Linked DNA regions of Homo sapiens: region 1 is linked to region 2. The links are chromatin loops, found by intact Hi-C in ENCODE. Cell type or tissue: CD4-positive, alpha-beta T cell. All regions are shown on one strand. Each heading gives the region's core, and the rest is flanking DNA. Links, peaks and the distances in the headings are about the cores only.

The links. Peaks named below come from ENCODE experiments on the same cell type or tissue, not always from the same donor. Only the 100,000 strongest peaks of a DNase experiment are listed, where the experiment ranks them.
Region 1: it touches region 2 in a loop (21-fold over the local background); 5 of 110 quality-filtered maps call a loop at or near these places.

Annotation. Positions count from the first base shown.
Region 1 is chr5:38,186,216-38,198,860 of GRCh38, forward strand. It overlaps the pseudogene PRDX4P2. Among named protein-coding and RNA genes, the nearest start is that of LINC02119, 44 kb to the left of the region's middle. In CD4-positive, alpha-beta T cell, for the core only: CTCF peaks have their summits at 7,085 (motif pointing left) and 7,294; a DNase peak (open chromatin) is centred at 7,076; H3K27me3 peaks cover 522 bases.
Region 2 is chr5:36,733,443-36,746,087 of GRCh38, forward strand. No RefSeq gene overlaps it. Among named protein-coding and RNA genes, the nearest start is that of SLC1A3-AS1, 15 kb to the left of the region's middle. RefSeq lists a silencer at 11,276-11,365. In CD4-positive, alpha-beta T cell, for the core only: CTCF peaks have their summits at 6,380 (motif pointing right) and 6,579; a DNase peak (open chromatin) is centred at 6,409; H3K27me3 peaks cover 467 bases.

The DNA of each region.
Region 1 (12,645 bases), core at 2,246-10,245, 1.5 Mb after region 2:
ATATACCAGCAAATTATATAACCTAGAAACAACAGATAAATTCTTAGAAACAGGTTATATAAGGTTAAATTCTTATAACCTACCCAGACTCAATCATGACGAAGTAGAAAATCTGAACAGACCTATAATTAGTAAGGAGATTGAGTCAGTAATCAAAAATCTCCCAACAAAGAAAAGCCCAAAACAAGATGGCTTCATGGGAGAATTCTACCAAACATTCAAAGAAGAATTAACACCAATCCTTGTCAAACTCGTCCAAAATATTGAAGAAGAGGGAACACTTCCAAACTGATGTTATGAGGCCAGCATTACCCTAATACCAAAGCCAGACAAGGATACTACCAGAAAAAAAACTACAGGCCAGTATCTCTGATGGGTATTGATGTAAAAACTCACAAGAAAATACTAGAGAATGGCATACAATAGCACATTTAAAGAATTATACATTTATAATCACGTGGGATTTATCTGTGGGATGCAAGGATAGTTCAACATAAAAAATTCATAAATATAATACACCACATCAAAAGAACAGAGGACAAAAATGGCATGATTATCTCAGTTAATCCAGAAAAAACATTTCACAAAATTTAACAACTTTCATGATAAAAACATTCAACACACTAGTAATAGAAGAAAACTACTTCAACATAATAAAGTCATATATGAAAACCCCACAGCTAACATCATACTCAATGATGGATACATAGAGAACTCCTACAACTCAGTAACAAAAACCAAATAACTCAATTAAAAAAATGATCAAAGGACTTCAGCAGACATTTATCTAAAGAAAATAAACAAATGACCAACAGCATATTCACAGATGCTCAACATCACTAATCATTAGGAAAATGCAAAGCAAAACCAGAGTGAGATATTACCTCACCCCCATTAGGATGGCCACCATAAAAAAAAACAGGAAAACAAATGTTGATGAGGATGTAGAGTAATTGGAACCCTTGTTCCAATTGTAACAGGAGAAGAAACAGGCTTCAGCAGTGCAATCCTGAAGACAAAACACTGTTGGTGGGATTGTAAAATGGTGCAGCATGATGGAAAACAGTATAGAGATTACTTGAAAAATTAAAAATAGAATTGCCATATGATTCAGCAATCCCACTTCTGAGAATTTTTACAAAAGAACTGAAAACAGGATCTCGAAGAGACATTTGCACACCCATATTCATTGTAGCATTCTTCATAATTGCCAAGATGTGGAAGCAACCTAAAAGCCATCGGTAGAATGAATAGATAAAGAAAATGTGGCATATACACAAAATGGAATATCATTCAGCTTTTAAAAAGAAGGAAGTCCTAGTACATGCTACAACAAGGTTCATACCTTAAAGACATTAGGTTAAATGAAATAAGCCAATCACAAAAAAAGACAAATATTGCCTGATTCCACTTCTGTAAAGTGTCTAAAGTAATCAAACTCATAGAAACAGAAAGTCAAATGGTGGTTGCCAGAGGCTGGGGACACAGGGAACCAGGAGCTATTCAATGGGTATAGGGTTTCAGTCATGCCGAATGAACTTTCTAGAGCTCTGTTTGTTATACAACAATGTGCATGGCATATAGTTAACAATACTGTACACTAGAAAATGGTTAAGAGGGTAAGCTTATGTGTTTTCTGGCTGCAATTTAGACAAAAAACACGATGAAAGCAAGGGCCAGAGTGACGGGATGACATGCCCACCATCAGGAAGTTGGCCAAATCCAGATCATTGGCATTTTTCCTGCCTCTTGTCACCTCCTCTTGTCCTGATTTCTGTTTTATTTGTAACAGCATTTCAGAAATGTGAGATGGGCTTTAGAGATGATTGCTCTAGAAGAGAATCAATTCTTTGTTGAACCGTGATGTCTCCACTTTAAATGTTTACCTGTATCTTTGTGGTTTGCTCCTTACACTTCAACTGGCTTTTAAATTGAGTTTGTGGTTGTATTGTAAATAATTATACATTAATATTGCACTCGGCTTTTGCTGCCTTTCAAGCACAGAGCTCAAGGTCCTTCTGAGGCAGTTAAAATTCAGGATTTGCTTACCAGATGAAATGGAAGCTACATTATGGGGAGAAAAATTTGAGACCTAGAAAGGGTAAAGAACTTATCTAACATTACAATGCCATTTTTGTTTGGAGGGGAACAAGTTTCAAGTTTAAATCATTTAAAGCTTCTCCACCCTCCCCTCAGGTCACAGGACAATGATTTGCTTCACACTTTAGCTGTAGAAAGTAAAATGTAGGAAATAGAGAAGTTTTAATACCAGTGGGCCCACATTTTGCCCTTGGAAATGCCCTCCTCCCCACCAGCCTGTGTTCTACTCTGACCACATTTCCCTGGCTCTGACACCTTTCTGCATATTTTCATAACTTTGGGGTAACTGAGACTTTGAGATGAGTGGGAGCATGGGAAACAGTCCCCAGAGGAGGAATTTCTGCTTGTTGAAAATGAGAAGCGCCCGCAAATGGAACTTAACAGCAAAAGGTGTCCTGAGTCATCATTCAGTCCTCGCTGTGGCAGTCATAATTCATGATATCCTGAGCCCTTCATAGGTTCCTGAGAATAACGATGGCTGCCTCCTTAGGCACCCATTTGCCAGGCACGGGGCACAGCTGGGCAGACAGCCCCCCTCTGGGAATTGAAGCTGGGCACCTGGTCAGCTGGCCTGGTTCTGCTCAGGTTCTTGGCTGAGAAAACAGAGACTGCCAGTTCTTTATACCATCTTCCCTGATTATTTGCTTTTTTTTCCGTGAACATGTCTAAGGAGGGTTCCAGAAAATATGTAACTCTGCAACACATAGAGAGGGCAGACAGCTAGCACAGGGGGGTCTGGGCTGGAGGCTTCTCCAAGGCCCTGCTGCCTAGCCACAGACAAGTGGCCTGAGCCCCCGGAGCCCTGGGCCTCTGAGGGTTGTCCGCTGGGTGCCTGTTGAGCCCCTGGATCTGTGTGTTTGGGGCTCCCTACTGGCCGGGGACTCTCGCCTTGCATTCCTTGCCTTGATCCGCCTCTGGGCCTCCCGTCTGACCTCCGGGGCCTGGGTGTTGGCCCGGATTTATGACCCTGAGCTTCTTTTTATCTCTTCGGGAAGTAAACGTTTTGGTTGGAAAGTTTTTCAATTTCCTCCTGGCCTGGACCAAACCGCTCATATTTCCAAGGGCAAGATTCCCCTCTCCTCACAGGTTCTTGTGCCCTGAAGTGTAATTAGGAGCCTCACTCCACCTGCAGACAGGCTCCTGCAAATGCTTTGATGGTGGTGACCACGACAAAGACAGCAGGCTGCTCTATGCTTACCCAAACCTCACATTTGCGGAGTAGAGTTATTGGTTTTTTTTGTTTGTTTGTTTTTAGCAGCTGTAGACACAAGCCACTCCCCTGCAGACCTCCTCCTCTGATTCCCAAAGGAAAAGACCTTTCCAAAATGTATATGAGAGGCAGGGGCACAAGTTCTTGAAGCTGGATGACCGTTGATTGCCTTCCCCTAAGTGTGCCCTACAAGACAATTACAAACTCTCTTGAGCCACAGTCTCTCAGGAGAGGGCTAGAAACCAATACTTTTACCGAGTGTCCCAGGTCCTTCTGCTGCACCCGAAAGCTTTAGAACTGCTGCTGTAGAAACTGTGCAGCAGATGGAATGGGGCAAAGCGAATCTTAGTCCTCTTGCTTTTAATCCCCTTGAAACCCTAAGCATTGTTCTCAAGAAAAGAACATGAACCCAGGACAGTTCAGCCATGTCGCATATTGGGCCTCTCACCAATAACAGTGCTCCATGGTTTTATTTATTTTTTTGCCGAAAGTTTCCATCCAATTACACACGCATCTTTTTTTCTCCTCCACAGTGTCCCATCCTTCCAACTCCCATACTCACCCTCCCAAGCAGTTTCCCTCTTAGCCTGGTCCCCAACACGATGTCATTTGAAAGTCAGGGCATCCCTTTTATACCGTCGTGAATATCTTCCAATCTGATGGGTCCTTTTATCCTGAAACGCTTCACCCGCTTTCCACCCCAGCATAACTTCACCCACCACTGAAGTACCGCCAGCCGGCTCAGGAGGGTGAGCGGCAGCTGTTGCCCTGTTTAGGGCAGGAAGTGAAGAAGAACATGATATTCAATTAAAACTGCAGGGGGAATTCAGCGAGACAGCAGGGTCTAATGGAGACTGATGGCCTGGGAGACCAGCCGGTCTGAGTTCCATTCCCATCTCTGCCACCGGCTCACAGGGGTGACCTTGGGTCTGTCACTAAAACTTTCTGGGCCTTCGTTTCATCTGAAAAATGGTAGTGATGATACCTGCATCCTCACAGGAATAGTTACGAGGATTAGGGAGATTAGAAAAATACACAGGGCTCTTTTGATCCCTTTAAAGTCAGCAGTGAAGGATGGATGGATGCAGAAAGCGGTCTTAGGCTAAGTAGAATTGGCTGCCAACAACAGGATGTGATTTGAGGTGTAATCAAAAGTCGGCCGGTGCTGAGATAGCTCCCCTAGCAGCCTGTGAGCTGCTCTGAAATCCCACTGCTGGACTAGAGAGCCAGGCTAAAACACAAGTGTGACAAGTCGCAGCAATAACATACCATCAGCCTTTGCATGAGTTAGCTGGAGTAGGTTGCTGGTTTCCCAGGAGAAAAAAAAAATGGGCCCTGAGTGATTGAGGCCCTAGAACAGGTAACTATGACTGACGGAGAGTTTAGATAGAAAGAATGCAGGAGCTCAGAGTCAGGGGAACTGTGGTTAGGGACTTTGTGGGGAGCAGAGTGGTGTGAGGAGAGTGCCAGAGCCATGGAGAATGTTAATTACAGAAGCTGATTTTCAAAGTACTACAATAGGCCTGGCGCAGTGGCTCACACCTGTAATCCTAGCACTTTGGGAGGCTGAGGCAGGCAGATCACTTGAGGCCAGGAGTTCAAGGCCAGCCTGACCAACATGGCAAAACCCTGTCTCTACTAAAAATACAAAAATTAGCTGGGCGTGGTGGCATGCACCTGTGATCCCAGCTACTCAGGAGGCTGAGGCAGGAGAATAGCTTGAACCTGGGAGGCACAGGTCACAGTGAGCCGAGATTGTGCCATTGCATTCCAGCCTTGGTGACAGAGCAAGACCCTGTCTAAAAAAAAAAAAAAAAAAACAAAACACTACAATAAATGTTAGATCATTCGTCCCAGTAAGAGCCTTCCCTAGGCAATGTCTGATGTCTAACTTTCATGTAAGACACTGTAGACATCACTTCTTACTAACCTTTGCTCTTTATAAAACTGGCGATCCTACATTATGTGTTCATGACACCAAGAAAAAGCATTGCCCTCGTGAAAGTGCTATGATGATGATGATTGCAGCTGTGCGGGCCAGTATTATCATTTCAATTTCAGTCGGTACCCATTTGTTGAGTGTCATCACACTAGGGAGGATGGTGGGGGAGGAACAGCATGGGATTTGGCGTCCTGGGGCTTGGGTTGGATTCCCAGCTCTGTCACTTTGTTCTGGAACCTTGGATACTTAAGCTTTCAGGGATCCAGTTTCAGCTGGTAAATTGGGATAACAGACCTACCTCACATGCTTTCCAGAGGATCAGATGAGGTGATGCAGTGTGAAAAAGCCATGCTGGATGTGACAGAGGGCTACACAAAGGTGAGCTGCTGTCTAAATCAGGACAGGCTGGGGTCTGCTGCTGTAACAAACAAACAGTAACCTGACATTTCAATGGCTGCATGTCAGCCACAAGTCAGCCTAGGGGGCACTCTGCTCATCAGAGTCACACAGGGACACAGGCTCCTGGAGGAGCCCTTAGCTGCCTGCTCAGGAAAAAAATATGGTAGAGTCTGCATTGGCTCTGAAAGCTTCTGCTTACCTTTCATTAGCCACAGAAAGTCACATGGCCACATCGACTTCCAGTGAGCAGGGAAGTGCCATCCTATCATGTGTCAGAAGGAGATAGAGTTGGAATATTTATTCACAGCCTATGACCCGAACAGTTGCTACTCTACAAGGCTGGATAAGATGTGGTCCTTGTCCTCAAGACGCTTACCAGAGCTCACCTCAAGATCCCTACCCAGGGGTTTTGGAAACATCTCCAGGAAAGTGTACCCTCTTCTTTCTGCCATGGATCCCTGCCCCTGCCTGCCCACCACACGGCCAGGGCCTCATCACTTCTAGCTACCACATGAATGGCTTTGCTAAAAGCAGCTAGAACACCCACATGCTTCCCTGGCCTCTGCCACTCTTGTTGTAAAATAACCTCCAAGGCCTCTTTTTCGGAGCTTGTGCCTTCCCTTTGTCCTTCACCCAGATGTTGAGGAGAGGTGCCCAGGTGGCCAGGTTCGTGACGATCCCCCAGGCTGCAGCTAATTGCACCATGCTTGAATGCAGCTGGGAGGAACAGCTCTTTGCTTGCCTGGAGCCCTTCTTGTACCAGATGTCTGCGGACCTTCCCACCGCCCAAGCTCAGGTCTTACTGCCTTTAGGGAAAGAATGAAACAGGAAAGCTTAGCTCATTTGGTGTCTCTCACCCCAGGTTAGAACCATCTTTCTGTTCTTCTGCTGGAGCAGAGACATCTCTGTAGCTCCCTTCTCCATCACCCAGAGATTCCTGGGGTGGCCTGAGACTCACCAAAGCCTTTTTCTTCCTTCCTCTTGAGTGGTGTCCCTTCTCCTTGGACACTTTAGTTGGAGTCCTGAGAGAGAGAATGAAAGAGTTTAATGCAATACTATTAGTAATAACAATAAATATAATAGGTTACCATGTGCTAGGCTCTGTTCTGAGTGCCTTGCATATATTAACTGATTAAATGTTCACAAGAAGCCTATGAAGTAGGTATTATTAATAGTCCCACTTTAGAAATGAGGAAGAAACGCGCTCAGAGAGGTTATGTAGGTTGTTGAAGGTCACACAGCTAATACGTGGCAGAGCTGCGATTTAACCAAGACCGTGTGACTACAAAGCTCATACAGATCTGTTTTTATCATGGCAATTAGGTCTACAGTGGTTGAGAGAGATGGTTGAGGTTACAGATGGCAAGGGCGCCTTTATTCCTGGTGCTGGCAAAATGGCCTTCCCGGTGTATTAGGAGGTCGTGCCTGCCCTCTGCTGGTCGTGAATGAGCATTGCCACTCAGAGGATGTGGACGAGAACCCGCCGGCAAAGCACTTCACAGGTATTTCAAAGAGAGTAAACAGGCAAATAAACTTGCAGCTTACATGCAGCAGCGGCATATTGACTATTTCTTTCCCTCTGGTTTGGTGTGTTTTACATTTGTTTTTTTCTCCTGGAAAAAAAAAAAAGAGGAATAAAAAGCAAACAGGCAGCTCTCCACCTCTGAGAACAAGCAGAAGAAAACCACAATTATGCAACTATCAAATAACAAGTCTATGTGTTTATTGTCTCATGGAGATTGTAATGTAGTACTAGATGCCCAAAATGTCATCCTAAACAGATGTAAAGGCACATTTTTGGTCGTTCATAACTAAGTTAGGGTAAAATAGTTTCCTAAGTTAATCAGGGTATTCTTCCACTATCGAACGTTGCATGCAAAAAGATTCTTCATTTAAAAAAGTTCAGCTGTTTTGAATTATCTATGTTCAAATAGAAATTTTGTGTCCCTTTCTGATTTGCTGTAGAAAGACAAAGGTGGCCATCTCTGACTAGGCTGCAGTGCAAGTCAGCCGGAGACATAGCACATAGCACATTACAGGGACCCAAGATTTTTGGGCTTATAGTAGTGACTACTCTTAAGGGGACAATCTGGCTTCTTCGAAGGCCCCCAGCCAAGAGGACCCCTTCAGACAAGTCAGTCCTGCCCACTAAATCTTTATGGGGAGGGGAGTAGAAGGGAGAGGAAACACTGCCACGAAAATCTAATCCTGAAAACTGTCCCTGGGGATTAACCAGCTGAAGCCAAGTATTAGTTCTCACACTGCTATAAAGAACACCTGAGATTGGGTAATTTATAAAGGAAAGAGGTTTAATTGACTCAGAGTTCCACATGGTTGGGAAGGCCTCAGGAAACTTACAATCATGGCAGGAGGTGAAGGGGAAGCAAGTCACATCTTACTTGGCGGCAGGAGAGGGAGACAGAGAGAGGAAATTTACAATCATGGCTGGAGGTGAAGGGGAAGCAAGGCACGTCTTACCTGGTGGCAGGATAGGGCAAGAGAGCAAATAGGGAAGTGCTACTTTTAAACAAATCTCATGAGAACTCACTCATGATCACAAGAACACCGTGGAGGAAACCTCCCCCATGATCCAATCACCTCCTACTGGGTCCCTCCTTGGATTACAATTTGAGATGAGATTTGGGTGGGGACACAGAGCCAAACCATATCAAGCCCCTTGTAACAGGTACGTGACCTGAGGAGTCATGGCCTCTAAAGGTTGGATCTTCAGCTCCCAGACAGAGAATTGTCAGCATTCGTAGTTCTTAACTTGGATATTTAAAGTTTCCCTCTCTGAGAAGTTTGAGCAAGTTACAGGACATAGGTCACACCCACAGCAAAACTTTCATTGATCAGGGCTCTTGTGTGTATTTTTCACCCCCTGCCAACACACTCTACTTAAGTAAATGTGAAAACCTCAAGAAAACTGCTGATCAGAAGATTCAGTAAAGCGGACCTACTTTCAGGACATACCTTAGGATCTGTGCATATTCAGATATCCTGCATACCATGCTTGGACCAGGTACATTTATATCACGACCTTGGCTAACTTTTTCTCATCTATGCTCACTGCTTCAAATAATCGCCTCAACATGGGGCACTTGCAAGTCTGCTTCCTTACTGCTGCCTCTGTCCTGGGATCTGGATTGGCGTTTCCAACTGCCTGATGGGTAGCTCCATCTAGATGTCCCCCCAGGACCCGCAAGCAGCATGTCCAGATCTGACCCAAGCATCCCATCCCTGAAAGTCCCCTTGAATGCTTTATTTCTTTTAACGTCATCACAATTCTCCTTGGGATTCCAGCTCAAAGCCCCAAACTCCTCCACTTTGCCTCATGCTCTGTCCCACCAAATGGACCTGGCCAGCTGCGATTCTCTCCTACCTCTGTGCCTTCTTGACCTCCCCCTGTCCTGACTCCCTCCTGGCATGATGTCCTGGACAAGGGGGAGTTTCAGAGCCAGACATGGGTTCAAATCCCAGCTCCATTATTTATTGCATATCTGAATGTGGACTTTTTCCCTTAATTTATTCGAGCCTCATCTGTAAAATTGAAACAAATATGTACCTCGTAAAAGTAATTGTGAGATCAATCAGATAATATAGATTAAATGCCTGGTATAGGGTGAATGTTAAATATATGTTATTTTTCTACCCTCTCATTCAGGCTTCATTATTTCTCACGGGGGCTAACTTTGAGTAGCCTCCTAATTCATCCTTGCCTCTTTGCTCTCCATCACAAGCACTGATTGCATATCCACTACTTGCCAGGCACTGGGCTAGTCACCAGGAAGAGAAACATTAAACAAGTCCACAAGGCCCTGCCCCTGTGAGGCTTACAATTCAATGGAGAAAGTAACATTCTCTCCTTCCTGTGATTTATTGTCACTCTTGTACCTGATGGATCTTGCTTAAGCACAGATTACATGTCATTTTTCTACTCAAGACTGTTAGTGGCAGCCCATTTCCCATCTCATGAGATATCTTTCTTTGGCTGGCATTTAAGCCCTTCTGAATTAATAAAGTTCTCATTTGCTTTTGTAGCCCAATTTCCTTCCACTGCCCCTATGTATATCCTCCTTTCTGTCCAAGTAGAATTACTTGTCAATCCCAGTATAATGGACATTTGTCTTTTTAAAAACTACCGATCCTTGTGGGACATCTTTTCTGTTTCAGAGAAATCTCCATGAGTGAGTCTTGGTGAAAGGCAGAAACTCACAGTCCTTCTCTTTACTCGGTGGATACCAGCATGTAAGCAAATAAACCGGGCTCAGCCAGTCAAAAACTCTACTCAAGATTCTGAGTTTTGGGAAAGTGACACAGTATCAGAAGACACACGCAGAGTATTTAACTCGAGAGACTTCAGTGAAGAGAATATTTACAGAGGTATAGTCAGGGTTAGAAAAACAAACAAAAGATGGTGAAGTTCCTCTGTCCCAGGACTAGCAATGCCCTTGGGGTTCACTTATAAAGATGAATGTTGATAAATGCTTATGTACTGAAACAAAACAGAAAATTGTGGTACTTTTCTCATTTTATCTGCAACAATCTAGGGAGTCACATAAGAATGTGTTCTCAGGCCGGGTGCAGTGGCTCATGCCTGTAATCCCAGCACTTTGGAAGGCCGAGGCAGGCAGATCACTTCAGGCCGGGAGTCAAGACCAGCCTGGCTAAAATGATGAAACCTTGTCTCTACTAAAAATATAAAAACTACCCAGGTGTGGTGGCGCACCCCTGCAATCCCAGTTACTTCAGAAGCTGAGGCACGAGAATCGCTTGAGCCTGAGAGGTGGAGGCTGCAGTGAACTGAGATCTCGTCGCCACTGCACTCCAGCCTGGGCAACAGAGTAAGACTCTGTCTCAAAAAAAAAAGAATGTTTTCCCAGGTTGCCTGGCCAAAGAGGGAAGGGCATGATTTTAGCCTGGACCGGACTTACCAGTACAGGTGCACCTACCAGTGACTTTAGTTCCAGCATTTGAAAGTGATCTCAGTTGTTGGCTTGGTGAATAGATTGAAGCCACTAAGTGATATTATGAGATCAATTTCTTAACATTAAGTAGAAAAAGAAGTCAAAAAATCTTGAGAGATGGGAATGCTGGAGTGAATGTAGCCTGTTTGACCAGGACCTATCCCTCTGAGTTTCTGGAGAGGACCCAAAAAGGCCTTTGCTAAGGCCTTTGGCAATAACACTGGAGAGGAGACCTGCCATCTTTGAACAGTGCTTTCGTGGCTGTTTGGGGTAGGCTGGGTATGCTAGCAGAAGGTGCTACAGTTGAAACAGGTTCTCTGTTTCCAGTGGGGTTGGGGAGCTGGTTGGGAAGTGATGGGGGCAGAGGAGAAGCACTTATCCAGCAGAGACAATGGGGGTGTATTTACTGTGGTAGGCAGCAGAGTTGACTCGGTAATGCGAATAATTTAGCTATCAAGGATCTTTGGCAGAAGCTAAGCGATCCTGAAGGTCCATGGGTATATGAGTAATTCATCAAGTTCCTACTGGATTTGCATAGCTAAAAAGAACTCTCAGGGTGAGAGGCTGTGGATTTGCCAAAATTTGTGTAGTATAAACTCATGGCCAAGAAAGAAGAACACTAAAGCAGCCACCACCCTCTCAATCTCTGACCTCCATGAGGAAATGAGAGGCTTGAGGACTGTGGATAGCAGTGCCACTTTCACATGGGCAGATGATTAAACACTGAGAGGCATCAGTTCATACTTGACCCTACCTGCACTTCAGCAAAACCAAAATTCAAATTACTGAGGAGGAGCAGCTGTGATCAATGGAGAACTTAAAGTGCTCAATTTAAATGGGTAATGTGGAAAATGTCTATTTTTTCCTTGATTTTACATGTATGTGTCCAACTAAAATAATCAATTTTAGTGACAAAATTGAGAACTTAGACCACTAAACACTGAAGTGATCCATGCCTTGCTGATTCACAGTTTACCCATTTAGTATGAAGTCCCACCCCTCGCAAACAAAGAGGACTGGAGCCCGGGGAAAATTTCATTTCTTTCAGATTTTATCCATCAGATCTTAAAGTGCTATGGTGATGTATCTGGAGAACTCAGGCCACAGTCTTAGAGGTTTCTTCACTATTGATGAAAAAGGAATCCAAAGGTAGTTTAGAATGGATGACCCTCCTGTTAGCAGAGTAGTAAATAAAATACTGTATTGGAGTCAAGTGTCCCCGTACACTGACCAGTATGGAAAAGTCTGTCCTGTTGGAAACCTGGTGGTAAAACAAAAATCTCCTACTTTAAAGTATTTTGATAAACTAAACTGAAGAACTAAATGGGAAACTTCACTTTCAGGCCCTGATGCCTAATTTGAAAATTATCAGTAACTTCATCCCATGAGATATTAAATAAACACATAACTTCCAGATTATGTGACCATGTGTCTGATGGAAGCTAAGCCACTATGGCAGAAAGTGACGACAGATAGGGCCCTGGGCAGTACATAAAGAAGTTGGAACACCAAGGTAGGACTGCCATAATACCTCAAGGACAAGAATCGGTCCTTCCTCCTAGTTTTCCAAAGATAACTGAAGACCACTTACCATGGTAACTGAGTACCAGGGAAAGATTATTTTGACATTGACTCTAAACTAACAAATTGTTAGAGATTGGAGAAGGGGCTTATGGAGACCATGAGATTAGTGACGTTTTGCCCAAATCCACTTCAAATATGGCTTCATGAGATCCCCATCATACCTGGTTGTTTCACCAGTCCCTAGGCATATAGTTAAAATCAATATTTAACAGTTAGAAGAATCCTCACTTGTGAAGAAAGATATTTCATGGCAGGAAGGACCCAAAGAAAATGGCTGGAGGGCTCTACCAAAATATTAAAAAAAAAAAAAAAAAGAAAGAAAGCAAACGTTTCTGGGAAGTGGGGGAAGGAGGAATGTACCCATGCAGATTAGTGCTAATTGGAAGGTGCAGGCCAGGCGCGGTGGCTCACGCCTGTAATCCCAGCACTTTGGGAGTCCGAGG
Region 2 (12,645 bases), core at 1,580-9,579:
AACAACGTAACTTCTTCTATATAGAGCACAATTTAAAAGTTGTTTCAGGCTGGGCGCGGTGGTTCATGCCTGTAATCCCAGTGCTTTGGGAAGCCAAGATGGGAGGGTGGCTTGAGGCCAGGAGTTCAAGACCAGCCTGGGCAACATACTGAGACCTCATCTCTACAAAAACCATTTTTAAATTAGCCTGGTGTGGTGGCACATGCATGTAGTCCCAGCTATTTGGAAGGCTGGGTTGGGAGGATCACTTGAGCCCAGGAGTTGGAGGCTGTAGTGAGTCGTGTTCATGCCACTGCACTCCAGCCTGGGCAAGACAACGAGACTCTGTCTCAAAAAAAAAAGGGCTCTTTCTCCTCAGCAGTCTCTCCCCCAATAGAAAGAACCAAAAGGTTTGTGTTAATTTAATACCTTCACTTGAACTCAGGAAACACATTTTAATTCATATTTGCCTGCCTCAGAGTCACAATGTCAAGAAAAGAAAATGCTAGCAAATATTACTTCCAAATTAATTATTTCTGAATGTTTTCTTATATCACTAGAATCTCATTATGATTATAACAAATGTAAGCTAAGGTCCACATATTAATATTTAACTGTTCTGTGCAATGGGTTTATTACTCCAAATACTGCTAAATCCCCAAAGATTGCTATTTAGTTAAATGCAGAGAAGTCTTCATAGAAAGATTTCTAATTCATCATTTCTAGGCCAAGAGTCTCTGAGGTCTCATTTCCATTTAGAAAATGCTACTGCCACGAAAAGAAGAATTGATGAAATCAAATGGCTATCTTCCCTAAGACAGACTTGCTGGTACTTGAACCCTGGATTTAGGGCATAGATCAAAAGAGCACCCTATCTACCGGGAAGCCCCCCTTCCTCCACCACCTTGAGCACACACCCACCAGCAGCATCCTTTAATTTTTCAATTCTATATAGAGATATTGCTGGGCTATTGGAACTGCAGTACTTAGAATTCTTACAAACACATTTCTTCATCCCATCTACCACCTTGGCAGAAGTTCTTGGAAAACTGATGATGTAAATTGGTGCTAAGACCTTGTGAGCACATTAAGGCTTGTCATGGAAAAATGGGTGCAGCGTTATTAAGTCCGAGAGATAGTTCCAGCTTCTGGTCCTCATGTCAGGTTTCCACATCTAACGAGCTAACAGGAGTGACTAACCTCTGGGGTGCAGTGTTGGACAACTTAAAACAGAACATTAGCCCTGGTCCCCATCTCGCCCATACCCATTCTGCTCCTGACATAGTTTACCTTAGTTCAAAGGACTAAAAGACTTTGCCTTTAAAAAGGCATCTTTGATAGAGCAAAATTTGTTTATTGAGCATTCTATCAATCAGATAACTTTATGGTAACTGGCCTGTCTACAAATGCGTAATGATTATTATTATTTACAATTATCATTTTTTAGCTCCTCTGATCCTGATCCTCAGTGACCAGGTCCTGTGGCTTCTGTTTCCAAAGTCCCTCTGGCTGTACAACCCCTGTTTTTCACAGCCTGTCCTTAGATGAGGACTTCATCCTCTCTTGCCAGGTCTACCATCATCGTCTCCTAACTGATGTTCTCGCCAGCCCATTTCATACATTACACCATGCCTTATCATCTGCCTGAAAGCACAGGTCCGGTTTTTGTCATTCCTCTGCTTAGAAGCCTTCAGTAGCTCCTACAGCCCTTCATACTCCTTGATCTGCCATTGACTCCTGTCCACCAAATGGTACCCAACCTCCGCCTTTGCAAACTCATCCTCCAGTGTCTCCTTCACATGTCTCCCTGTGACTTCCTATCTTTCCCCCTTGAGTCCAGAGATGTCAAATCACCCTCCTGTTTCCATCTCTGCCTGTGAGTATTCTACCCTCATCTTTTCAAATGCTACCTTCTTCATGAAGGTTTTCCTCACCTCACTTCACCCATTCCTCTCACCAAACACACACACAAAGATGACCTGGTCCTCTCTGAACCCCCTTTGCACTCTGCACATTTCTAAAGATGTCATCCTCTAGCCAGTATTAGAGCTGGTAGTGAACTTGCCCTAACCACAAGCACCTTACAGGGTCACATTCAAATTCGCTTTCCTCCAATGTTTAGGACAATGCTCTAAGCACATACCAAATAATCAGGAAACATTAGTGTGTGCATTCATTCAAACAATATACCTTCATTTTGCTTTCAAAAAATTGGAAAGATTTTTAATTTTTACATTTGCAAAGAAAAGAATTTTAAGAGATAGCACTGTGCTAAAAGGTTTAATAGTATATGATATCATTCAAAATAAAATATTTAATCAATGGATCCACCTTGCCCGTAAGTGAGCCAATCCTGCAGATTTGACAATTCAAACATGTGACCTTGTGAATGCTGCTAGTAAATATAGCTCAGCGGTCTGAAGCCAGCCTTACATGTGGTCTCCATCTCCAATCCTTTGTCCCTTTTCTCCATGGAGCTTCTTTATAAGCTTTTTTTTTTTTTTTAACTCAAGTTGGTGCTGAATTTTTGGCACTTACAGATCTATCACTCCAAAAAGGAAGCTCAAAAAGTAATAAGCAGGCCCAGATTTATGTTCAGTGCCCAAAAAATATGCAATTTCTCCACTTTAATCTGATCCAGCCAAATGGCCAGTCCAATGTGCAACATATGTCCAGCCAACTGGTTGGAGTCCATGCATTTAGTTCCTTCTGTAGATTAATGAGATTATGGCATTGTTAAAAAGAGACAGAAAATGCTAATTTGACATCTACCATGATATACTTTACAGTTTGGGGGGTTTCTGCATTTTAAGACATTTTTAATTACTTTGTTATGCTGTGCCAATGAGGACCATATGCCCATTCTTGTCCCTCCACGCTGTCTCCATAGTCACCTGCACATTCCCAGGCAGCGCAGACTGTCCAGACCTTGCTATCACAGCCTCTGTCTAGGAGAATCAAAAAGCAGCCTTCTCCTTACACTGGTGCATGCACCTTCTGGTTAAAGCTGTTTCAGAAGAAAATAAAAGTCACCTACATGTTCAGAGCTATAGAATGAACTGACCATGAAAAGAAAACTTACTTCAAAACAATAGGCGTTCACTTGGTTGCAGAAGAAAGCCAGCCACATAGCAGTAGAAGCACTCACCAAAGGTACACTAACCTGTGACTTGGCAAAAATTGGAACTTTTGCTCATGTGATATACATTATCTGCATTTAAAAAAATAATTTATGAGGCGGCTGTGGGCTACTACGCTGCCCCAAAAGGTTGTTGGAGATGATTGATATAACACATGCTAACATACAGGATATTATTCTGTCCTTTGCAAATATTTCTGAACACCCCCAAAAACTTGAACAAAGCAGAATTGGATCTTCCTCCGTTGATCCTCAGGGGAGCCCTCTCCACCATACTCATCTCCTTGTATGGAGATGGACTTCACATGGACGGAGTGCTGAGGCTGAAGGGCAGCACCGCTGCTCACTTCAAAACATTTTCTAAAAGTCCACTTGGACTGACAGCTAGAATTCAAAAAATAAAAATTAAAAATTACCCATGCTAAATCATGAATACTAGCAGTAGCCTGCCACTTATGAAGCACCTACTAAGTGCCAGCCGTCATTCTACAGGCATTACCTCTATCAACTCATTTAATCCTTATACTTATCCTATGATTATTAAATAGATACTGTTATCATCTCTTTCTCACAATTAAGGAGACAGAGGCACAGAAATGTTAAGTAATATGCCCAGTGTCACCCAGCTAGAAAGTGCTACAGTCAGCATATGAACTCCAGAAGTCTGGGAGAGACTGCACCCTTAGCCACTATATTATATGAAAAGAAAAATATGAACAAAGACAACCATCCTACTGAAAATAGAAAGATGGAACGAACAAGCTTATTTTTCCAAATTCTCTTGAGCAATTATTGAAAATGTTTTGTTTACTATGAAAGAGTTTTAACATTTTGGGGTTCCAAACTATGAAATAACGGCATATAGATTGAGTTAAACATTGGCACGATGGCAGCCCTGCGCTGAGGAGGTATACGGGAAAACAATGCAAAACAAAACACAAGCATATGCACCTCGAATCCACCCGGCAAGAACACAAATGGCAGGGAAGAGAACGCGAGCCTCTTCTCTTCCCTACCCAACACCTGTTCCTCTTACCAGATGGGAACCTGCTTCCTGTTCCCGGAAGGCGATAGAAGGCCCCCAGATCCAGGTGGAGCCAGCAGCTCCCCCACCACTTGGAGGCAGCCAGGCAGTTTCTTGGCACAGATCTACAGTGAACAGAAATGTCAGTCCCAGGTAAAGGGTGCGGGAGTGGCCGGGAGGCAGGAGTGCTGTCACAAACTGCTCTTTGGCATCAGCATCTCCCACCCAGGAAGAAGAGGCTGCGGACACGCTCTCTTCTAGTGCTGCTGGAGGCCCAGGGCAATAGAAAACAGTAAGTCCAGGAGGAATTGGCAGAAAAAGTGAGTAGGCCAGTAAGCCTCCACCTCTCCTTCTCCACATCTTAGGATGGTTCCTGGTAGCATAGGCCAGTGGCCATGGGATGAGCTTTAGTGTTAGACTGAACCTCGGATCAAATGCCAGGTGTGCCACTTTCTGGCTATGAGACCTTGCAAAAGTCATTTAACCTCCTTCTACTTTGTTCACCACTACCTTCATCCTCTTCCTGGTTGCCTTGAGATCAAGTCTACGCTTTTTATTTTATTTTATTTTATCTTATTTATTTTTTTGAGACAGGGTCTCACTCTGTCACCCAGGCTGGAGTACAGTCACACAAACACAGCTCACTGCAGCCTCAATCCCCTGGGTTCAAGCCATCCTGCCAACTTCATCCTCCCAAGTAGCTGGGACCACAGGCATGTGCCACCGCACCCAGCTAATTTTTTCTTTCTTTCTTTCTTTTTTTTTTTTTTTGGAGAGATGGCGTTTCACCATGTTGTCCAGGCTAGTCTCAAACTCCTGGGCTCAAGTGATCCTTGTGCCTCAGCCTCCCAAAGTGCTGTGATTACAGGCATGAGTCACTGCACCCAGTCTAAACATCCTCTGAACTAAGCTTTTTATAATCCATAGGTTCAGGCACCTGCTTACCTCTTCAGCCTCATTTCTCGTCCCATATCTATATTCCAGGGACCATTCTAGTTCTCACCTCTGGACCTTGCTCATTCTGTTCCTTCTGCCTGGAACACTTCCTGCCCCTTTTTTTTTTTTTTTAAACTGATCCAACCTACTCACCTTTCAGGTCTCAGTGAATGTCACTTCCTCCAAGGAGCCTCCCTGCCTGTCTCCTCTGTGCTCTTATAGCACCAAATACTTACTCTTAGGGAACATTTATAACCCTACATTGTAAAGCTACATTGCAATGTAGCTGTGATGTGCACTTATAAACAAGCGCATTGTAATAGCCTGTCTGCTGCTCAGTGTATCACTATACTGTGTGCTCCTAATGGGAAGAGGACAACTTTTAACAGCACCCTATTAAACTATCGCTCTTACCTCTTTTATGTTTCTCTTTCCTGCTAGATTGTAAGCTCCACGTGGCCAAAGACTACATGTGTCTTGCCACTTTTGTATCCCCAGAGCCTAGCATATAGGCTGGGCTAGCATATAGCACAAACTTAATGAATATGGTTGACTAAAAGAATAAATAAACCTCTCTACACCTCAGTTTCCCCATCTGTAAAATGGTGTAAAACAATATTCATCTCGAGAAGTACGTATGTGAGAATTAAATGAGCATGTACAAAGCCCCTGAGACGTAGCAGAAGTCAATAAATGGCAGCTCTACCGTCCGTTCATCCATTCAGCCTACATGCATGGTTCCAATCACCCTTTAAGTCCTAGGGAAAATTTGCATTTAGCATTTTGTCCACATCCCATCTCAGAAATATAACTCTTGCCCTAAAAATCTCTAGAGAAGATGCCACACTTCTCCCTCTGGTGACTACCTGTGTTTCCGAGTCCTTTGTTAGTCAATCAGCCAATAATTATGTCAAAATCATCGACGTATGATAGATATTCAACTACAGTATTTACAGAGTTCTTCGATATCCAGAATAAGAAAATCTTGCACAGAACCATCAGAGAGTCATTTCCAAGAGTCGTTTATTCATGAGCCTCTCTCTCTCTCTCTCTGATACACACAATCTCCAGGATACTAGAAAGTTTTCAAGGGACAGTGAGTTATCCCATAGATGAATTCATTCCCCATCCACTGCGGACTCACCTGATGCGAGCTAGATGCTGAGGCAGAAAGACTAAGATAGAGACAAGATAGAGACAAAAATAGAGAACTTCCTTTGGGAGTTCCCAGTCTATTGGAAGGAACAGGCACGTAAAAAAATAATCTGCATAGTAAATGGACTGACAATGGAACGCTGGGTAGTACCGCAGGCTCCCAGAGGAGGGAGCTAGAGAACAACCTAGTCAGATCCTAAAATGGCCCCTACCAGTAGGCTCTAACAAGACTTTTTGCCACATCTTCCACCCCCTTGCTCTCATTCTGTCTCCTGTGAAGATGGAGAACAGTTCATCAGCATCTTCCTGATAATAACTGCCTCAATCCATCATAAAGGCCAGCCCTAAGGAACACAGAAGTCACCAAGTTCACGGACCCTGTCTGAATATCTCACTGTCACAGAAGTCTATAAAAGATAAGACTTGGAATCTGACCGGTTGAGCTAATGGGGGATTTCCAAGCACTAGCTATTCCACCCTTTCATAGATAAGCTCTTTGTGGGTGGTGGTGAGAACACATCATTCTATTTGTTTCTTGTGAGGGCTACTTTGAGCACTGACTTGGTCTTCATGGCACTTTATTTTATGTCCTGAAAAACAGGACCCAACTGAAATTCAGAATCATTACTAAATGCAAAGAGAGAGAGAGAAGCATGAATTATAAGTGCAATAAAATCTCATTTTTTTTTCTGTGTTGCTAATGAGGAGGAACACATTTCTTTCTGTTCTGAGCATGCTTTCAGAGGGAGGCACATGGAGGAATCCACTGCCAGAGACAGTCTTAAGAACAGGTGGCAGAACAGTCCTCGAACAGCTGTGAGCCGGGTGCTCAGAAAGGCATCTTTGACCACCTCCCTGTCGCACAAGCCCTGCTCTGGACACCAGAGTCCCTACCACAGGGAGCCTCCTGAGATACAGAGCACTGTTACTGGGGGAGGATAAACTTATGCTTCCGTCCACAGTATCACATTTCTGATGACGACTAACTACCACCCAGAACAGATCCAGATAATGAGGGGCTGGGAGACAGACCTGGTAAAATGTAAGCAATGGAATAAGCTGGCAGCAGGGAGTGCCCTCAGCTCAAACGGGGTGGTGATCCAAGGGCACAGGTCCCTGGAGAAGTGTGTTAGCTCGCTAGGGCTGCCTAACAAATACCATAGACTGGGCGGTGTAAACAACAGAAACTTACTCTCTCACAATTCTAGAGGCTAGAAGCCTGAGATGGGGTTGGTCTCTTCTGAGGCCCCTCTCCTTGGCTTGCAGGTGGCCAGGTTCTCCCTGTGTCTTCATATGGCCTTTCCTCTGTGTGTGTCTTCGTCCTAATTTCTTCTTCTTATAAGGACACCAGTGATATTGGATTAGGGCTTAATTATTTAACCTTAATTATTAACACCTCTTTAAAGGCCCCATCTCCAAATACAGTCATATTCTGAGATACTGAGAGATAGAATTTCAACTTGGGACACAAGTCAGCCCATAAGAAGGAGTGGGACAGGAAACATGGGATGAAAAAGGAGGGACGCTGCTGGAAAGCCACCAGTGCAGGCACTCACACGAGTTTGACCATATGGAAGGCTTCAGGGCAGAGATGAAGGGTCACAGCTGCCACCTCTCCACTGATGACTTTCAAACCTAATTATTCAACTATGACCGCTCCCTTGTATTCCAGTTCCACGTTTCCAATGGGCTACTGGACACGCGCCACCGGTATGTCCTGCCAACATTTTAAACAAATACAGGAAAATGCAAATAGAACTCATTTCTGATTTCTATTATTGTCATCACTAACCTTCCAGGAATTTTTCATTCCTTCCCTCTCCCTGCAAATCTAAAATATCACCAAGGCCCTTTGCTCTTGCTTTCTTGTGTCTCTTGATCCATCTCCTTTCCCCAGGCTGATGGTTACTACATCTCCTCTGGTCATTATTATCCAGACCACTGAAAATATCTCCTAACAGGCCTCATGCCTCCAGGCTCTTTCACCACCAATTCATCTACATCTACTACTCCTGGAGTAATCTTTCTAAACACTGCTATTAAAACTACCTCTGCTCTAAAACCTTCCATGTCTCCCCATTATTACTGGAAAAACTTTTAACAATACAACCTAGTATTCTAGGCCTCTATCAGTCTGGTCCCTTCTAGTCTGACAGCCTACTCTTCCCCTAAACATTCTGGGGAAAAGTGGAAACGAATGAACAAAACCCCTACACAAACCTTCCATTCCACAAAAGAATAAGTCAATCTTCTTATTTACGGCCTCCTTGTAATATGCCACGTAGATGCTCATGTGCCCAACATTTTCTCCTCTGCCTTTCTAAATTCAACCTGTCTTCTAGTTCCCATCCCATCAATAGTGCCTCCTCCATTCCTGACCTTTCTTGATTGTTAAAAATATCTTTTCCTACTTCTCTCAACAGCACTTACCCATTTAGCACTTCAGTGTGATATTTTTCTTATATTTTTTTCATATCTATTTCTGTGTGTCATCTTACCCCGCAACTACGTGTGTGAGTACGCCTTCCTCCCCAGGCTCCTCAAGGGCAGACACAATGCAAAACCCGTGATACTTAATAATAACCAAAACACTCATTGAATATTGATCACATGCCAGGCACTGTGTTAAGTGTTTTCCAGCATTATTTCATTTAATGCAAACAACAATTCAATAAGGTAGGTACTATTATTATCTCCATTATACAGATGAGGAGATTGTAGGTTGGAAAGGCTAAATAACTCTCCTAAAATGACATAACTAGTAAATGACAGAGCTAGGATTCACACACAGGTCTGCATGACCCAGAAGCCCCTTCTAATAGTACCTTTCACAGAGTAAGTGCCTTTCAGAGAATAAGTGCTGAGCATATGTTTGTGAATTAAGGCTATCCCTGTTACCAGAGCATTTGGGGTGTGTGGCAGGCAGAACAATGGCCCCCAAAGATGTCCACATCCTGATTCTCAGAGCCTGTGAATCTATTACATTACATTGCAAAGGGGGATTTAGGTTGCAGATGGAATTAAGTTTGCTAATCAGAGGACCTTAAAATAGGGAGGTTATACTGCAGTCTCTGGGAGGGCCCAACATAATCATAAGGGTCCTTAAAAGAAGATGAGGGAAGCATAAGAGAGACTCAGGAGTGATGCAATGCCTGCCTCTGCCTTGCTGACTTCAAAGATGGAGGAAGGGCCCATAAGCCGAAGAATCTGGAAGCCTCTGGAAGCTGGAGAAGAAAGGAAATGGATTTGCCCCTGGATCCTGCAGAAAGGGGCACAGTCCTGCAGCCTGACACATTCATTACCACCCAGCGAGACATATTTTTGTCAGATTTCTACCATACTGAAGTGTAAGATGATAAATTTGGTTGTTTTAAGCCACCAGATTTGTGGTCATCTGTTACAGCAGCAATAGGAAGCTAATTCCATGTGCAAAAATTCACAGCTAGCCCTGGATTATCCTGATGAATGGGCATTGCCCTGGTGAAAAATCAGTAGGCAGCTCTCTGTAGAACCCAAAAACCTGCCTTCCACCTCCATGGCAATTCTTCATAGGCAGAAACTGTACCACTCTCACCTGTTTCCTGGGCTGATCCTTTTCTACCCTGTCCCTGTGCTATTCTGAAAATAGCTTTACCAAGAAGGACATGAAACTGTGAGCAAAAGTCACACATTCATGACAAAATTCTCCCAGGAAGATTATCATTCCAATCAAAACATGTATGGTATCCTTTTAAAATATCATTACCCAGAGCTTTCATTCTGAAGCACTTCCCATATATTATTTTAGGTGTCTGTGCCAGCCCATAAGTGTGCATAAATGGCAGTTTCTAGTGCACACCGTGGTTTTTAGATTGCAGTTTTTGAGTTGATTCCAAGAATTTTACTCTTAAGAAGCCCAAATAGCACTGCAGACAAATGTATTTTTTGAAATAGTAGAAAAACTAACAGTTCAGAATTTTTGGACTAAGTAGCTGATAGAGAACAGGTTGGTAACAGGAGACTGGTGTAGACTCATAGACTCATACCCTTCTTGCTGAGCCATCCTCACCCTGTGGCTTGGCCTAATTGATTTTCTAGGATCTTTAACCACGTCTAGGCTGCGGATACACCTTGCATGGTGGCATGACTACATTGATGGAGTTAGAGCTGAGATCCACATTCCTATTTCTCATTTCCTGTCCAGCTGCCTTTGATGGATTTTCCTTAATCACCTGGACCCTCACAGCTCTGCCACTTTCCTTGCTAGTTCGGATTAGTTTGATGTTTATGTGTCTGTAATAATGGAAACAATAAAAACCACCAACCTCCCTGCTATTCTTCAGGTGCTTTACATACACATTATCATTTAACGTGCAGTTTAGTGCTGTGCTTACAGCATGGACTTTGGAACTAGACCACTTTGTTTCCAATCCTGGCCCTACCACTCATCAGCTTGTGTGACCGTGGGCACATTCATTAACATCTCTAGGACTCAGCCCTTCCATCTCCCTCTCCCACAAGCCCTGCTCTGGACACCAGACTCCCCACCACAGGGAGCCTCCTGAGATACAGATCACTGTTACTAGGGGAGGACAACCTTATGCTTCCGTCCACAGTATCACATTTCTGATGACGACTAACTATCACCCAGAACAGATCCAGTGAAATGGCAATTTAAAAAGTACTTCTTTATAAAGTTGCTGCGAGGATCATATGTTTAGAAGGGTCCCGGTAACGTAGCCAATGCCACATAGGTGTATGACCTCTTCCCTATCTTTTGAGGTAGGTGTGAGACTACGGTGCTCAGAAAAGTGGAACGACTTTGGGCAACTTGGGAACAACTTGCCCAAAGTCACACACTTGATCAGAGGCAGAGGTAGGATATGGAACCGGATCAAGTCCAACCGTGGACTTTCCACCCTGCTGCGCCGTCTCAAGTTTGTCCCTGATTGGTTCTGAATCCCTGGCGCCCATTCTCATCCCGCCCATCCGAAGATAAAACAATCTTCCTCCCGCGCCCCGCTGCTTCCCGGGAGCTCCCAGGAACTCTAGAGAAAACAGGAAAACTGAAAAGTGCGCTCTGCCTGCTGTGCCAGGCATGTCCCTCAGGGGGAGCCAACAAGGCTTTATTTCGTCCCGGCAGCTGGCCCCTGGGCACGGCCCCCAGCCCGGCGTCCCAGTTCCAGCCGCGCTGCAGGGGCGCGAGGGTGCCCGGCTCGCAGGTGTCCGCGCGCACCGCAGGGCTGCCCGAGTGCGGCTGGCGGAATCCCTCCCCAGCTGGGGAGGAAGGCAGTTGTTTTCTTCCTGGTGGAACGTTCCACTTGAAACTGTTCCACAAGGGCTGTTCTCGCCTCCGACTCCGGGAGGAACTGTAATTAACACAGCAACAAACGCCCACGACGCTAACTGGCAAAGGGAGTGTAACACGAGCCGCTGCTACAACCGAACTGGGCCAATTGCTTTCCCTTCTTGCCTCCCATTTGGTCTGTTTTGGTTCCGCAGTCATCCAACTGTAGCGTTTCTTAAAACATGTCAGTGGCTGGTGTTTGTGTTTTGGGTTGAACAGTTTCACACACGTCGCTGGAGCCCGTGCTCGACCAGCTGCTGTGCTGGGGATTTGCTTTCTGCGGCTTTGGGAGTGTCAGGTAGCAAAACGAAGAGAGTAGTCGACTAGAACGGTGGCGGGGAGGAGGAGGAGGGATTGTCTGCAGTGGAGTCGGGAGCCTCCTCCGGACCAGGACAGGTAAAACCGGTCTGCCAGGTCTCAGGGGGAGCGGGTGGAGACGTCCCACCTCACCTGGCTGCGCTCCGACTCAGGCTCAGCCGGCAGGTTCTGGGGCAATGGGGGAAGGGAGAGGGGCCGGGCCCTTGTGGGTCCCGCACGCACACAGTACTCAGGGGCCAGCCAGGTGCCATCCCAGGTGGCCCAGCTTGGGGTGGGCAGCCAGGGTTGGGGCAGGGGTGCGTCCTGAGTTCTTTACCTTTGAAAGGTCTGATTTCCAATGCTGCCCTTACACATACCCTTGCTCCTGCCGAGTTTAGTCCGTGGCTTCACTGGGGAACTTGTTACATGGAGATTCACGGGCCCTGCCGGAGACCCAGTGAGGCAGAATCTGCCCTTTAACAAGATCCTCAGGTGATCTGCAGACACGTTAAAGTTTAGGAAGCACTGACTGCCTTATGACATATTATACTTTCTTCTAACGTCTTTCTATCAATTTCCCATCGTGTCAACACACTACCTTAGAAAATTGCAGAACAGGCAGTGGCTTTTAGAGAACTGTAACTGCTCTCAGCTAAATGTCTGCCCCGTTTGATGCTTAGTAGTAGCTCTCTGCTAATTACTGCTAAGGGGTAGAGTGGGGAGAGGCACAGCCAGCAGGACTATACAGTCCAACCCAGGAAAGCTCAGAGACTAGATGGGGAACCCAAA